Regions from separate parts of the Homo sapiens genome. Here region 2 is linked to region 1. The links are chromatin loops, found by intact Hi-C in ENCODE. Cell type or tissue: heart right ventricle. All regions are shown on one strand. Links, peaks and the distances in the headings refer to the core of each region. The heading gives the core; the rest is flanking DNA.

Region 1 (9,144 bases), core at 407-8,406:
ACTTTTGAGATACATCCCATAGGCCATGTTCTTCAAATGGAACACCAAATACAGTGAAAATCTGGTAATAAGGTATCCCTCTAATGAGGTTGTTATTCCTGTCCCAGCTCATAGACATAGACAGCAAGGTGGAAGAGTGTGTTTTAACTCAAAGAGGCCACATAGTCATGCCCACCGCCAGCTACATTCTAAGCTGTTGCAACTCTTATACTCCTAGGTAAAGCTGTATGTGGCCGAGTTCTGTGGTTTGACAGAGGCTGAGCTCCATGGTTCTCCCCTGGGAATCTCTCATGAGTTGTTTGAATCAATATCAGCTGGGGCTGCACTCTGAAGGCTCACTGGGCAAGACATTCAAAATTGTTCCCTCAGATGGCTGGCAGTCGATACTGATGGTCAACTGGAAGCTCAGCTAAGGGGTCTTCATTTCCCTCACATGGGCCTTCCACTGGATTCCTGAGCTTCCCTACAGGAAGAAGGCATTTAAACGAGGGCATTTCTAGACTAAGCCAACCCACCAAGAGGTACATATGGAAGCTGTAAGACTTCTTATGGGCCCTAGCTTCAGAAGTTCCAGAACAGTATTTGCACTGCTTTCTAGAGTCACAAAGAATAGCCATGATTGAGGGGGAGAGGAATTAGACTCCACTTTTTGATAGGGAGTGGCACAGCCATATTGTAGAAGAATATTTGGGGAGAGAGATGCTTTAGCTCTTTGAAAAATGCAATCTGCTTCACCAGTTCAGCTCATCTTAAATCTAAAATTAGATTGAACTCTCCCAATAATGACACAGACTGATCAGAGGCAGCTTGATCACTAAATGAGATTTGAACTCTTTCCCACTAACAATGCAGGCTTATCAGAGGCAAACAGTTTGATGAATACACTTTACTCAAGAAGATATGGAAGGTAATGTTTCGTTTTGTTTTGTCTGAGACAGTGCTTTGCTCTGTCACTCTGTCTCCCAGGCTGGAGTGCAGTGGTGTGATCTCGGCTCACTGCAACTTCCACTTCCCAGGCTCAAGCAATCATCCCACCTCAGCCTCCTGAGTAGCTGGGGCTACAGGTATACACCACCACACCTGGCTAATTTTTGTATTTTTTGTAGAGACAGGGTTTTGCCATTTGCCCAGGCTGGTCTCAAACTCCTGAGCTCAAGTTACCCACCCACCTCGGCCTCCTAAAGTGTTGGGATTACAGGTATGAGACACCGAGGCCCAGCCAGAAAGGTAATGTTATGGGTTGCGTTGTTTCTGTGAAAATTCTCATGTTGAAAACCTAATCTACATCAGAATGTGACTTTATTTAGAAAGTATTTACAGGGATGATTAAGTTAAAATTAGGTCATAAATTGGGTTCTAATCCAGTATGACTGGTGTCCTTACAAAAGGGGAAAATTTGGACACAGAAACAGATATGCATATAGGGGGAAGGACACGTGAACATGAATGGCATGTGAGTATGAGATTGGGGTTGCGTGTCCACAAGCCAAGAATGCCAAAATATGCTAGCAAACTACCAGAAGTTAAAAGAGAGGCATGAAACAGATTCTGTCTCCCAGCCCTCAGAAGACACAAGCCCATCAACACCTTGATCTCACACTTCTGGCCTTCAGAACCATGAGAAATAAATGTTTGTTGTTGAAGCAACCCACTCTGTAGTACTTTTTAATGGAAATTCTAGCAAACTAACACAGGTAACAATAATAGATGAACAAATCTGACCTTTCCCCAGGAAATACACACATCCATACTGATATTGACTTGCTTTTCTGTAGCCACGAATCTCAGGCAAACACAAGATGAAACAGAATATTTAAAGGAGTTTTTGCTTGAGCCCAATAAAGGATCTGAAATTTTTCCAGCTACACTTGCCCACTAATCCTGAAGTGCATGGTTCATTTCTCTTTCTCATTCTCTCTCTCCCTTACTCTCTCTCTGTCTCCCCCATCCCTTCACCTCTCTTCTTCTCTTCCTATTTCTCTCCTTTTTCCTCCCATCTGATCTTAGGAGCAATTCCTTTCCTTTTCTAGCTGATAGCCTTACGTAAGTCCTTTGGTTTTCTTCACCGAGTTTCACAAGATGACCATAAGCCATGGCTGGGTAACCCACAGAGACTGAATCAAATAATTAAGCCTGAATTGGGAGCGCCAAGGTTTGAGGCATCAGCCTTAAACTGTGGCAAAGACCAGAGCCTCCCAAGAATGGACCTTTAGTACCTGGGAGTTTCCTGAGGGTGAGTCTTTTGGATCTGGCATTAAAGTTGAGATTCCTCCCAGATGTTAAGAGGGCAGCATTCTCCCAGGACCTAGGATGGTTTCAGCTGGAGATTATTAAAAGTTGTCAGGGTGTGTGTTGACAGGACTTTGCAGGTGTGTTGATTAGCACCTGCAGGCCATTATGTAGACACCCGAAGGGCAGACTGCAGCAGGATGCATTCCAAACCCTCCTCCCTAAAGCATGGGAGAAAGTTTGGCTTGGCATAGTTGCCCCATATAAAAGCCTTACCTTATTCTCAGCCTAACTCTACTATTGTGTCCAGGTATAGAGACTGGATTCTGATCAAAGCAACTCCTGTTAAGTATATCTTTCTTCAGTATACTCTATGGTAACTACTGTCAGCAAGTTATATGTTAAGATGACATTGGGATCGGGTGCATGGCTCAAGCCTGTAATCCCAGCACTTTGGGAAACTGAGGCGGGCAGATGACCTGAGGTCAGGAGTTCAAGACCAGCCTGGCCAACATGGTGAAACCGTGTCTCTGCTAAAAATACAACAACAAAAAAAAAATTAGCTGGGCATGGTGGTGGCTGCCTGTAATCACAGCTACTGGGGAGGCTGAGGCAGGAGAATCATTCAAACCTAGGAGGTGAAGTTTGCTGTGAGCCTAGATCGCACCATTGCACTCCAGCCTGGGCGAAAAGAGCAAGACTCCGTCTCAAAATAAATAAAATAAAATAAAGCAAAATGAAAGATGACATTGGCAGCCAGGACCAGTCATGAATCTATTTCTTATAAATATTTATTCAACTCACCAGGGCCTAAATTAAGTATTCCAGGTAGCAGTGGCAATTTTACACGTTCAGGTGAGTAAAGAGACTTAACTTCCACACAGAAGGATCATTTTACTCCCATTAACTAACTCAGGGACTCTAGGAGAAGTGGGTAACCACAGACTATCAAAGAATCTTACAGGTTCTCTTGTCCACATGCTCCATTTTACAGAAAAGGAAACAAAGACTCATTTACCACCCAAGATTACAAAGCCAGCTGATGGCAGGGTCATGAGGGCTGGGAACTTCCATATGTAATAAGATTTTCCACAGACAAACTTGGTTAGAGTCCCACAATGTCCACCTCTAGCCCACCTGCTATCGCTAAAGGATCTGTCAGGAGATTCAGACAGTTTTAGTTTGTTTAAACATGCTGCTTCACACAACTTTCCATAGGGTATAGGAGCTGCAACAGCTTAGAATGTCGATTGCAGTGCATATGACAATGTGAACCCTTTGAGATAAAACACCCTATCTTACTGTCTATGTCTATACTCTGGGACAGGAGTAAACAGCCTCCTTAGAAGGATAGCTTATTATCAGACTTTCACTGCATTTCACTGTACCGTTTCAGAAACATGGCTTATGGGATGTATCTCAAAAATGAGCCTTTCAGAGTTTCCTATCACTGTGAAGAAGACAGACACATTGCTGTTGTTGTTGTTCATAAATGGAGAAAATAACACCCTTCTTTTGCCTGGATCAAAGCAGTCAGAGATAATTTTACATAGTTTGTACTATTATTTTATTCCTTGTGAAAATACTTGGCACCATTGTCATTCCTGTGCTGAAAGTCCTCTTCTGTCCTAAGCATGGTACTTCTTTCTCCCTAGCTAATGTTCTCCTCTATAGTTAAAAATAAATAGATGATTAATAAAATATTGTTGGTGTAGAGCAGTTGCCCTTGTGCTTGAGTGTGTAGCAGGATCACCGGGAGGACGCGATAAAACAGATCACCCAACTTCACCCCCAGAGTTTCTGTCTCGGTGGGTCTGGGGCAGGGCCTGAAACATTTGAATTCCTAACATGTTTCCAGGTGGTACTGATAATGTTGGTTTGGAACTTCACTTTAAGAACCACTGGTATAAGGTTTAAATCCAGAAATTACAGGCAGGCCAGACTACTCTTTAATACACTTTCACCTGTCTCCCACATACACATACACCTGCAAGTGGTACACATTTACGGCACCTCCCTTTTTCTATGCCCCAATCCCTCTTACTTCCTTTCAATTTTCACTTTAAATTCAAGGAAAATGAGACAGAGAGAAGACTTATTTAGCCCTTAAAATCCACACCTAATCCAAAAAGGTCAGACACCAGTTTGCTTCCTATCTTTTGGGTGAATATTGCCCACTCCCTAAATAGTCCCAGTCCATACTAAAAAATAAATGTATTCCCTAAGCTCATTATTCCAAGCAAACCTCCATGGATGTCTGATAGAAAAGAAATTAGAAGAAGAAGCAGAGGAGACTTGATTTCTCCTGGACTGACTTCCTTCAAGACCAGCTGAGTATCTCTTAAGCATTGGGCAGGGGGCACGTGACCCAACTTTTGTGCCTGATAGGAAGTCACTAATGAACTGGTTGTATTTGCCCTTAAACCTCAGCTGTGGTGGAGCAGGCCTCCCACACATCTTGCAGTGCACACAGGTTGCTTCTAGGTCATCGTTGTCTCCCTGATAATTGCTGTTTGGAATCATACTCTTTAGTGGTACATTGGCCAAAGTCAGACATATAGGCAGCAGGCTCCAAACAGAGCTATAAATAAAATAACAAGTATATTTCAAAGGGACCTAATGCAGCTTCTGCTGGTATCCTGATAGAATAATGTGAGCTCCATATGGCCCTGGGACCTGTACAGTCTTTCTTTCTGTGCCTTCCTAGCTGAAGGGCCTTGTGCACATTAAAATACAACAGGTGCACTGCTGAGGTTGTTTTTCTTCCTTAGGTCCTAAGGAAATCATAAACCAAATATATTACTAGAGGATGGTTTCTGGGGTGCCCTGTGAGCAAACGGAGAGGAAAAATGGATCAACAACCAGCCAAGAGGGACAGTAAATCAACAAGCTAAAGGAGGAGTTTGAATAGACTCTCACAGCCCTCCAGGGCACAGCCAAGGACAAGTCCCCTGTCAGTCAGGGCCTGAGCACTAATGTCAAAGCCAGCTGGCGCGCTGGCCCTGAGGAAATGATTGAGCCGTCTGTCAGTTGCTTGTGAGCCACTAGAGGCCAATGTGATGCTGAGGAAGGGAAGGGTGGTGCTCTTCAGCCCTGGGCCGCACTTTCCCCAAAGCTCTTGAGTTCTGTTCATGTTGATCCCATTTGTTCAGTGCCTGCTATTCTCAGCTCTGCAACAATCAGCTAGGAAAAGAGATGAATAATTGCTCCTGCAGCAGAGAATGTGACGGCTGCAAGATTGATTTGTTCAGGTCACACGTACTCTTTCCAGGCAGATGAAAACCATTTTCTTCCCAGATTACAAGGGAGCTCAGCACAGGGGGTTCCTGGAATTAAGAAAGTTGGAAAGTTGACCAGAAAGTGGGTGCTCCTGACAATCAGAGGACTTTCCAAGAAACCCTTGCCCAAGATCATGGGTTTTGACTCCATACGAGCTGTTAGAGACTTGGACACAACTTTCTCACTTTTCCTATATGCAGAAATTCTCCCCCAAATACAGGGTAAGGAGAGGCAGATAACAACCAAGTCAACCTGACCATTTCTTAAAGACATAATTAGATGCATGATCTGAAAATTGAAACATTCCAATACCTTAGTCTCCTATTCACATAGAATGAAAGCAATTACCATGACCATAATAACAACTCAATTATTGTTAAATTGTAATAATAAGTTGTAATAGTAATACAATTTACATTGTATTTTCTATGTGCCAGAAACTATACTAAGGATTTTACTTGCACTCACTCTTTCAATTCTCGCGTCTGCAAGAGGTAGGTATTATTCTTTTTTTTTTATTATTATTATACTTTAAATAAGAGGTAGGTATTATTCTTATTCCTACTTTACAGATAAGAAACCTGAGGCACAGGGACTAATTCTATCACTAATGTATCCATTCATTTATTTAAGAAATATTTATTGAGCTGCCACTATGTGCCAGATAACTTGAAAAAACCAGCTTCAGAGCATCATTAAGAAGGTACAACTACCCCTCAACAAAGGGGTCCTTTGCACCCTTTTTTGGAGGGAATCCAAACTACCCTTCCAAAAAATCATTTAAAATAATTCCAGCGGTAATTAAAATCACTCATTCTTTTCCTAATTTTACTTACAATTTTTTATAATGATTTTACATTGAAAGTACTACAACAATAGCTTTATTTATCATGTTGACAGAAGTTTATTTAAAAGTGAAAGAATTGACAAAATAAAAGGGATTTGGACATATCAGGAACCCCAAAGTCATTGCTTCCTAGTGCAACCTACAGGATGCAAGCATGTATGTACCACAAAACACACATATAGCACACACACCCACATACACTGCCACCACACACACATACACACACATCACACACAGAAAACACACATAAGCACCACAGTGCATACATGTGCAACACATAAATGCACACATGGGCACACACATTAAATACCACCACCACACATAATACCATGTACCCTCCCCCCCCCCACACACACACACAGTATGATTCTTTAAGCCTGGTCCTAGAAACATTAATGCAAGTTCTCGAGCTGTCTGTATTCTTTCAGTCACAGAAATTTCTGGGATCAGGAGATCACAATATTGGGGGACCATGAAAACATCACTTTTCACAGCCTCAGTCTTTGGCTCAAAGTGTTCAGTTTGAGAATATTTTTCAATACATTGGAGCAAATTTCTCATAAGCCTGCAGGAATTGAGCCCAGCTGTCCAGATCCCTATTTTCCATTGTGTGTGGGTATTTAGGGGAACTTATTTACAAGTGGCTGTCAGCAGTAAGTTTAAAACTCAGAAAAGAAGGAAGTCCTGATTTATGACCCAAAGCACTGAGTTCCATTTCAGAAATGTAAATGGTACAAGCATACCCATACCGCACACACCACATACCACTCAGGTACATGCTCATACAAACACAATCATATACCTCTCCTACATACACCCAGATACACACACACACACACACTCCACACACACACCTGCCATGTACATGCATACCATGCCACATACATACATACTATATACACATACACACACACACATTCAGGAAACATGTCCTAACATGAATGTTCAGAAAGATTCTAGAGTAGAAACAGTTAATACTCAAAAGAAGATGAACTGTTCAATGATAGGAATGCTGAATTTGAATAGGAATGTCTTTGTTATTAGGAGTGAGATTTGTAAAAAGGCTGCCTAATAAGATTGTCTCATCTATGCCTGAATCTTCCTCTGTCTATAAGTGCTAAAATAACATCCTATGTGGTAAAAAGATAAAATAGTGATTATTTATATTTCTACTTACTATATGCTAAAAGCAACTAAATGGAACTCAGTTTATTCTTGTTTGTTTGGAGGTTTATGTTGTGTGAGAAGGGGTCATGAACAATTATTTCCACTGACTTTCTGAGATAACTATGTCATAGACAGCATAAACAAGATATATTCTGTTACCTGATTCTTTGAGGTATATTCATTGACCATGTTGAAAATTGTATTGCTGATCAGAATCAGAGAAGAAGCTCCAGGAATAAGAAGTGATGTGATTTCTACTCTTTTCCAGGTTTTTGTTACATTGAAAGAACTTGAAGCCCTAAGTCTCTTCTTTGTCATTTTTTATGGTTTTTTATTTCCTATAGATATTTTTGAACTTTTTGTTTATTATTTTGAACTTGATGATATTACTTGTTTTATAATCTATGCCTAATAATCCCAAATATGATATCTGGGCTGACCTATTTCTGCTGTTGTCTGTTGTTTTTGCTAGTTATCACTCATGTCACCTTGTTTGCTTTGGTGTCTAGTTATCTTTGAACACGTGCTGATCATTGTCCCTGAAAAATAACCTGCAACCTAGGATGAGTAATTCTTTGCACCACAGAGCATTTGTATTTGCTTTCTGCCAGGCATCTAGTATACTACTATGCATGCACTATCTCAAACCAAGGCTTGAGATCTACGCTCACCCAGATTATATATGTCCAGGCTACAAATCTGTACCAGTCTGTAGCTATCTCAGAGATAGGGATTTCTGTTTTAAATTTTTCCCTCACATCCTTCTCTTCTACTGCTGTGCTCAGCATGGATAAACTTTCTTCTACACACCTTAAAATTAAGGGGAAAAGAGTGAGTTTAGTCCTCGTTCAGCCCTAAGTCTGTAGCTCTTTGAGTGCCAACTTAATTAGGGAGAATATCCCATAAAGCTCTCCAACTTCAACATGACTTGGGTCTTGACTTTTGTCCCTCTTACTCCACTGAGCCACTAACCCAAATCTAAATGTGTTGCATGGACAAATAGCATAAGGGCATAAGAAGCCTGTATATGCCAATATTCTAGCTACCTGTCTGGATACAGACTTTCACCCATAAATTGACCTGGAATTTCCTCATCATTCTTTCAGCAATTCAAAGTTAATTTTTAAATGAAATTTTTAACCAGCAATTTTTATTGCTTTTAACAAGAAAGTAGATCTGAATATCCTAGACCACAATCACCAGAAAGTTTCTAAAAGGGCATTTTCAATTTTGAAGTTACATGGGATTCATTACTACTTAAATGAATCTAAACTGCATGTCTCCTGCTATATTATTAATCTTATCAAATAGCTTTTTGGTGTACTGCACGTAAGTTCACATGAGTAGTGTACCTATTCCCTTGACTATACTAATTACAAATGATTTATGGATAAGTGGATTGGGAAAACCCAAAAAATAAATTCCAAAAAAGTTCTTGCATTTGCTACATTTTACACACTGTGTCTTCCATGATGCAATATTCAGGTCTATTGACAGATACCCTCCATATCATTTTCCAATAAGAGATATTTTTGAAGGCACAATGTGGATAGTTTGCAAAATGGCCTGTTTCTGAGTAACTTTTCTCCTCAAGGCTTTTCCCAGATTTATCTTCAGTTACA
Region 2 (9,144 bases), core at 429-8,428, 270 kb after region 1:
TATATTTTATTTATGTTTCAGACCCCTCTGGAATTTAGTCCAGAAGTAGTCACTAAATATATGTTTGCTAGAATAAAGGCAACAAGGAACTAAATGTGTACTTCTAACAGATAGACCTTAGCGTGATGAACTTGTCAGAACCAGTGAAGTAGAATTTTGGGTCTTTGCTGAGATTTCAGTTGGTTCTGTGTTAACATTGTTATTACTGCTACCATTACTCTTCCTTCCTTCCTAGAACTGTTCTCACTATTTCCATATATCTCAACAACTAAAAACATGTTTTTTATAACATTGAAAAAGTAATGCGCTTCTGCAATGAAGATGTTTTTCTTATTTAAAAATAGAATCTCTTAAAGGTGACATTCAAAATCAGTAAAAGAAAGATAAATTATTCAATAAGTGATGAAATAATCTAATAACTATCTGAAAATATCAAATAAGATTCAGTACTACACACCAGAATAAATTCCAGATAAATGACAGTTCACTATATTATAAGGTAAATCATTACTGGACTTCATTAAAAAATCCGAAGAACCTATTAATAAATATTTATATAATGTCAGCTTCGGAAGAACTTTGTATAGCAGAAATCATAAAGAAAAAAATTGAAATATTGACTACATAAAAAGTTACATTTTCTGAATATTAAAAAAACATAAACAAAATTAAAGGAGAAATAACACTGGAAAAAGTATTTGCATATGAAGAGTTAATGTCTTAATTTATATAGGAATCTTACAAGAAATCATGAAAGAAACAACACCCCAGTCACAAATGTGCAGAAGACATTAGCTCAAAATTGATTCAAATAAAATAAAAATACCAACGATTAATACACATATGAAAATATAGAACCTCACTGGTAACAAAAGACATTCAAATTAAAATGAGATCTCCTTCACCACTTTTGCCTATCATATTGGGAAAGATTTCTTTTCATTATTATATCAAGCATTTGGGAGAGGTTGGAAACATGTGCAATTCATAAGCTCCTGCTAGAACCAGAAAACAGAAAATAAAAATTCACAGCAAACAAAATAGCAAAAAGAAAAGAAAACCATAATATTATCGGGCCATAATATTATTTTACAGAATGTACCCTAAGGTAATATTTTTAAGATGAATACAAAGATTTATCTATAAATATACTTATTGCAGCATTAAGAAGTTTAAAAGTTTGATAAACTTTTAAATGTTTGTTAAATGATTGTATAGCTGTTCAGTGTTGCTACACAGCAAATATTGCTACAGGGAAATGCTCCCCACCTTAGTGGTAAACGGAACAAGCAAAATAAGCAAGTCATGAAATAGCACAGGCACCTTCACATGAAAATGGAAGTTGGTAATGAGGTAATGGAAGCAGAGAATTTTTTTGGTGGGGTCTATTCTAAAGTTTCTAAAGTTTTCTGTGAATTATATGTGTTATGTTTATAAACAAAAATTGTTATTTTTGATAGATATTACAGGCAGGGAAGGGTAAGGTAGATAGGAGGGGGGACAAAAAGAGGTATGGGTATGAACATACAGTTAGATGAAAGGCATAGGATCTATTGTTTGACAGCAGGGTAGTGTGACTACAGTGAACAACAATGTATTGTATATTTCAAAATAGAACAGAGTACTTGAATTGTTCTCAACATATAGAAATGGTAAATACTCAAAGTGAGAGACACCTCAAATACTCTGACTTCATCATTACACATTCTACGTATGTAACAAAATGTCACATGTACCCCATAAATATGTAAAATATTGTATATCAATAAAAATGGTTATTTTTATGTAAGAAAAATAATCACAACCTCTCTTATTTGAATACCACTAGCCAAGAAATGTGCTGCTCCCAATAATATTTCAAGTCATAACACATTACTTCCTAGTCACTTTACAACATTGACACATACACCTAACAAAGATAGAGTGCTAATAAAAAGAAGTCGTACTGTATTAATAATAAACTTTTTTGAACAAATTCCGTTAATAAAACTGAGAAAATGTCCATCTCCACAATGGCTTACATGGACACTATTTTGTATAACCCTACAAGAGCCCTCTAAGGGGGAGAATGAGCAAACTGAGGCTCAAGGTGTCTAAGTGACTTGTCAAGGGGAGGAAATAATAACTGCCACACCTGAGGACCAATGGCTTCACTGCACACTTTGGCCTTCATGCAAGATTATAGATGAAGGAAGAATGGACCTGAGTGAGTCCCATCACCTGCATGGTTTTCAAGTACTATGGCCCCAGGAACTGAAAGCCTGAGAGCCAATTCCAGTCTCTGCATAGCCCCCAGCCCCTGGCATTGCATATGCCCCTGAAGGGGTCTCCTGGACTCTCTCTCTCTGCCTCTATTCCCCAACTATAGGAAAGCGGAGCTCAGACCTGCCCCTTCCTCTTACAGTAGGGTGGGCCAGCTGAACAGCATTCATAGAGAGCCAGAATGGGTCAGGGCTGAGCATGGTTAGACACAAAGCCTTGTGTAGGAGTCAAGTCAAGCAGGAGATCATAGCTCAGCCAGAACTGCCAAATTGGTCTCCAGTGTCTCATCACCTGAAGCCCTTCTCCTTAACATTATGCCAAGGACCAGCAAGGGAACCTGAAAATACAGCTCATGTTCAGAATCATACTCAATAAAGTTTCTTCTCTGACTGATACCTTAGTACAGAATGATCTGTACGGAATACCAGAATCTATGCAGGATATAGTTTTTTTGTGTTAGCATCCTATCTTTGTTAGGTGCATGCGTCAATTTTGTGAAGTAACTAGGAAGTAATGTGACAGGAAATATTACTGGGAGCAGAATGTTTATTGGTTGTGATATTCAAATAAGAGAAGTTGTGATTATTTTTCTTACATAAAAATAACTATTTTTTATTTTAATAATATTTACATATTAATGGGGTACATGTGACATTTTGTTACATATGTAGAATGTGTAATGATCAAGTCAGTATTTGAGGCATCCATCACTTTGAGTATCCTTCCTTTTGACAGAAAATACAGCAAATTCATAATACGGATCTATTTTTGTCCCGTCTACTCATATGACATAGAGACCCAGCCTAAGACGCAGGCCTTAATCAGACCCCCCAGGTGACTTAGAGCCATTCCACACTTTATCCACCTGGTCAGCAGTACCTCGTATCCTCTGAGGCCCAGCGCCCATGTCGCCTCCCTGAAGCCACCGTCGTCCTTTCTGCTTCTCCACAGGCCAAGCAGATTTCACTGCAGCTCTGACTAGTGTCCCTGAGGCACACAGTCACTACACAACCCCCACATGTTGTGGCATTCACTGGTGTGCTATGATCAGCTGTCTGCTCATCTCTCTTCTCCACTGTGCTCTGAGCCCCTGGAAAGCAAAAAACCACATCTAATTCCCACAGCACCTGGCACAGAGGCTGGTATATGGCCAGTGTGATGCTTCATTGAGGCAGTTAACCCCTTTGGTATGTTCAAGAATCCCTACCAAAAAAGCCAGAGGATAGGAACTCATAGTCAAATGACAGGGAAAAAATGAGAATTGCAGACATTCCTGCTGCAAGATAGAGAACATAACTGTAAAGACTGAATGAATGAATGAATGAACAAATGCATACATACATACTCTCCCTGGTCTGAGAATGACCAAAAACACAAAGAAGGTATTCACCAGAGAAGTGACACAATTTGATCATGGAAACAAAGTGCCAAAACTGGGGGAGGGGGACTTGGGTAGGATATCCAGAAAATTATCATCAGTTGTGAAACAAATTCTTTTAGAGGAAGCTTGATTATTTTGATTATTGAAGTACGACATGAACCAACCCCAGAAGAGGCAGTGCCTGGTGGTGCCATGTCTTCATATTTTTGAGTGAGTTAAGTGGTGGCCATACAACAGCCAAATAATCAACCAGATACAGAAGAGGGTTGCAATGGTGTTATTAAAACCTCCGTATTTCACAAATGGGGAGTTGAAACCCAGAGGAAAGAAGAGACATACTTCAAGGAATATACTCAGTTACTTGGGTCTAGAACCCAAGTCTCCCAGCTCTCAACTCATTGGGAGAGGGAATTCCTTCCTCAAAGTAAAGCAAATGGCAAATTAGAAATTACAGAGAATGTGGTTGCAGGGAAACATACTTTCGGGATATAAGATGCTTTAAAGGCTTTTATTTTTCTTCCTCTTCCAAGAAGGACTGTTCATGTCAGTTTTTCTGCCCACCTACAAATACTTGGATTATCACAATTCAAGAATTAGTGAAGAAGATACCAAATTATACCTGAGGTGTTGTTAGAACAGTTGCTCTGCAATGGTGATTGACTTCATTATTGTTTGTATAACCACATAGAAAAGACATACATGTATTCGTCTTAAAACCAAAGCTGGAGGGCCCAGACCTGATACCAATTCCATCTTCACCATGAAGGATGGTGAGTTTGGGGAAGTTACTTTACTTCCCCCTCAAAACCTAGTTTCCTTAACTTTAAAATGAAAACAATATCTGCCTCATATAGATTATTTCTGATGATTAAATCAAACATTGTGCAGAGGCCTGGCACATGAAAGATACTTGATTAAAAATTAGCTCACCCCTTCCATTTTCCTCCTCTGCAAATTATTCAGAATGTACAATCAGAGCATGAGGAAACTACCACCACCTGGTGTACGGGTCTCAAAACTGCATAAGCGGCAGCAAAGGTGAAAATACAACTTCCACTGAGGAAACTGCAAAATGAAACTACACAAATGACTGAATGCATCATACAAAAAATACAACAATTATTCTGGGATAGAGGCCATTGGCCACTCCAGGATGATGGGTAGAATTAACAAGGGCAACCTTCCTGGAAGAGGTACACCTTATTTTGAAATGTAAGTGGAGGAAAAAGGATGTGGACAGATTGGAAAGAATGAAGAACAATTTTCTGCACAATTGGAAAAAAAGTCGGAAGCAAAAGAGGAAGGTCCTGGTGGCAAATAATGTCAACTGGAACATTTAGCCCAGCCATGCCTGTTAAGCCTTTAGGGTCTTTAATCACAGAAGAACAAGGAGGGAGGACTGGGTGTAAGTCACTCACTAGGAGGTTGCAACAACCAGCTGGTAGTATTCAAAGCACAACATCTCTAACTTGTGGATGTCGGCCTCTTGTTCAGGGCTTGCTTTAATGGACAGGTGTTGGAGGCAGGTAAGATCATTCTAGCAAAGAGCAGTCCCTCCCTGTAGAGCTCCAGAAAGGGTGGAAATGTGTTTCTCCTCAGACATATGGGTAATGGGCAGAGCTCATTGAAGACAGCAGTCCTGTCTGACCCATCTTGGGGATCCTGACAATACCTAACTCAGAGCTCAGTACCTGGAAGAAGCTCCGTACATGGCTAAGTGGATTTTCCCAGCTGGTAGGGATCAGAGGTTGTATTATGCAGTTAAGTTTCTAACCCAGCTCTCTACTCTGCATCCTTACTCTACATTCTGGGATGTGCTATGCCCTCTCTTTCTTCCAGATCTTTAAAGATGTTTCTCTTTATGCCTGAAAAATATTCTAAAGGTCCCAATTGAGACATGGCATCTTCCAAAAAGTCTTCTCTGACTTCCTGCAGCATTCAGTAATTCTCTTACAGTCCTAGCATGTATTACCACATCGCATTATGATTTGTCGTCCTCTTACCTGTATCTAGGTTTGACTCTAAGTTCCATGAAAGCAGAAACAATGATTCTCTTGTTGGTTGCTATTTCCCAAGAACCTAGTACAGTGCCTGGCACATTAGAGGTCCATAACGATTTAAGCTGAAATTAGCAGGATGTCCTAAAAACCCTAATCTGAGTAGCCTACAAATGAAGCAACTCAGGAGGGGAGGTAGCTCCCCTAGAAGTGCCCACCTCAGCTCCCTGAAGCTTGCCTCTGACACTTCTTTGGTCCAGAGTAGTGCTGTCGTTCAGTCTAGCACCATCTTGGCAGGGCCGACTTTGGCCACAATATCTCCACCTGTCATAGGTTTATGGGGATCCAAGTTATCCCACACCTTACACCACACTCTGAGCATGCTTCCATATGTTGAACAGCCTGGGTAACTGAACTGGGTATGGTGCCTCAAACACAAGGCTGACCAAGATAAACAAGGCCATGCACAATAGTTTTCTAGGGAGAGCTCACCCTGATTCTCTAACTCCAACAAAAAGAAGAGAAAATCATGAAGGAATGAGGCATGAAGGATTAACCCTCACAGGACTCAGAGCCCAGAGCCCTAGATAGTCACATTGGGCACTTCCACATGTTCCAGGTGACATCAGGTTAAAAGAGGCATCCAGGATAGCCCTAGAGTGGGAAAGAAGTCAACTGGGCAGTTTTTGGAGGAAAGGAAAGGATTAAAGCAGGGAGAGATGAGTAACCCACAGTGGAGGGCCTGGCAGCACCAGCCAACTATTTGTACATGGCCCCAGGCATTTCTAGCATCAGCCGCCTGCCAAAGTAAATACCTCCTCCCTCACAGCAGCTTCTTCTTCCTCCTCCTATCAGCAACATAAAGAAATCTATCTCCCCAAATCTAGAGGATGCACGATGGTGCCTTCCAGAGGGGAGAGTCTATTCTGAGGTGCATGAGAGATGTCACAGGCATGTGGCAACTGCCAGTAGCAGACTTCAAAATCAACCTGGTTTCTGCAGTAATATTTTTCCCTCCTCCTTAAATTCAGCCCAGTTATTTAATAATGTGAACTCACCCATCATTTGTTTCCCCACAGGGCTTACCCCTCCCTGCAGCTAAGCATGACCTAGGTGGCCCATTTCTCCCAGAAAACCTCCCACACTGCTAGATCACTTGTATTTTGCAGGCACTGATGGTATTAGGCAGTTCTGCTACTTACTATACCCAGGCATCTATACATGGTGGTGGGACTGTTGCAATAAGTGGATTTGGCAAGAGCTGGCTGCTATAACAGAGTCTGGTCCTTTTGAGTTCTTCACTCCTATACTCCCATCCCTTATAACAATCCCTTGATTCCAGATTTTACCTTCAAAAGTGGACCATGGCCTTGGCTGGGTTCTGCCCCATAGACTTCTTATGACATAATTACTCTTGCCCTCTGACCATGAGTCTAGCCAAGCCTGACCCTCATTCTATTGATTCGCCCTGAGTCATTTGTCAACAGAGTGGCTGATTCCCCGTGTCTAGGTAAGCATGGGAGGCATTTCATCAAGACATTTGACACCTTCCTTTGAAAGGTGAATGACAGAACATATGAATACCTCTGATTAACATCTAAAGGCAGCCGGGGCCCCCCTGAAATTGCCCCTCCATGGAGTAGCTCTCAAGTAAATCCACTGTAGGGACCTCTACCATTTCAACTCATTTATCAGCAATTCCATCTGCTTCAATTTGGGGCACTCCATGTGTCTGTGGTTCTGTCATGTCTCTCTGGAGTTGCTCCCTCAACGGTTTCTGGCCTCCATGCATGGCCTAATCCAGGCTGTCATCTTTCCCTGTGATATAGCTGGGGCAGCTGTTGCTTCTTCCTCGATAGTAGAGGGGTGGTTGCCAGAAAGCCTGAGGGGCCCACCATCCAATTTCCATGCTTGGAGCTAAATATGCATGTGCATGATCTTTCCTTGAAACTGGAGGAGGGGACTCAGTCCCTCTACCTTTTACACCAAATTGATTTGATGTCTTCTTAAGGAGTGGTGAGGTCATCCCTGCTCCTATTCAACTTCAAAGGCCAACTTCTCATTAACCTAATTGCCTGACTTTGAGTAACTTGCTTAAATTACCAATTAATGGATGGCCATTTCTGTCCAAACAAAACATTTTAAAGCATTCCCACTGAAAATAAATTGCTTTCAACCATGACAAATGAGTGTCTACCTGCCCAGAATTATTATAATAACTATAGTAGGTATGCTTCTAAGCACTGAGAAATTTGTAAAAGAAAAGTACCAGTGGCAAATTTATATATATTACAAATTGTTGAATCCTTTTTCAGTGATGGAATTTTGAAAAGTTTTTCATTCAACCAAGCTACACTAAAGTATAAAGGCAATTAAATGTCAGGGCTGTAGAGCATTTGTCCTTTGGAGGGGGGGAATCCCTCAGGAAAAGAATACCGAAACTATCAGTAGCCCCTGTTGGCTATATTAAAGCTAATAAAATTACTAATGATACATTCCTCGTCAATGAGGGGTCCCTGCTGTGCTGCTTCTGTCTGCTTTAGTCACAGTGAACAAGGCAGGAAGATTGAATTATTGGCTGGATTCATTTTATTGGTTTGAGCTTTAGGGGGAGGGAGTTATATGGGAGATTCTTTTTATGTTTTGCTTTTTTGCTCTCAAGAAGCAGCTGGTTTTGTCTTTAGTTTCAAATGTCTATTTAAAAAAATCAGGGCAATCATTAGAAGGCAGGAATTTGGACATGGGCACTTCCCAAAACACCTGATGTCAATCCCAGCTGGGTTTGCCAGGAATGGCCTATCAAGTCTCAACTGGGAGAGATATGGGGGAGGAGGAGATAAAGGGCTGAATTGATGGCTGCAGGCATGGCTGACAGGTGGCCCTAGGAGAGGAAGGGAGGGGGTGCATGTTAGGAAGTGCCAGAGAGGAAGAAAAGCTGTGGACTCAGTGGACCAAAGCTTCGGGACAGAGACTGGGCCTGCAGCCCTTGGGCTCACCAGCACTACCACGGTCGGATCCCTGTCCCTTGCTGATGCAAGCTCCCTTTTAAAATTTCTATAGGGAGATGGCAGCTATGGCATGCAAGATATCACAATTCCACTTGCCTCGAGAACAGCATGGGCTTCCTGAAGAAGTGTACATTCCCAGTGTAATTTCCTGGGAATGGAAACTTCTGACAGAAAGAGGTGGTGCTGATTTCAGAGTGTAGTTTCCTGAAAGCCTGGGATCTTATTACTGCTCATTCCCTTTAGCATCAACAAAATAGCCTTTTCCACCATAGACTGGGGCACTGGGGATAACAAAGAGAAACCCAAAACCTGGACTGAAACTCGGCCTCCAATCTCTCAGACTGTCTCCTCCTAACTGGAAGGGCCCAGACCCAAGATGCCATGAAAACTCTGGAGCATGTGTCTGTGTACCGAGCAGCCAACTCTAGCACTGGATGCTCCTCTGAGAAACACTGCTCAGAGCCCAGGACTGTGATCATGCCCACAGCTCGACAGT

Evidence for each region. A loop is a pair of places that touch in the nucleus more often than their neighbours do. Peaks named below come from ENCODE experiments on the same cell type or tissue, not always from the same donor. Only the 100,000 strongest peaks of a DNase experiment are listed, where the experiment ranks them.
Region 2: a loop joins it to region 1, with 6 times the contacts of the local background. A loop is called at or near these places in 15 of 110 quality-filtered maps.

The regions. Positions count from the first base shown.
Region 1 is chr1:221,170,907-221,180,050 of GRCh38, reverse strand. No RefSeq gene overlaps it. Among named protein-coding and RNA genes, the nearest start is that of LINC02817, 160 kb to the left of the region's middle. In heart right ventricle, for the core only: a CTCF peak has its summit at 5,275 (motif pointing right); a DNase peak (open chromatin) is centred at 5,240; H3K27ac peaks cover 1,065 bases.
Region 2 is chr1:220,904,411-220,913,554 of GRCh38, reverse strand. No RefSeq gene overlaps it. Among named protein-coding and RNA genes, the nearest start is that of HLX-AS1, 29 kb to the right of the region's middle. In heart right ventricle, for the core only: a CTCF peak has its summit at 4,648 (motif pointing left); no DNase peak of the experiment used is centred there.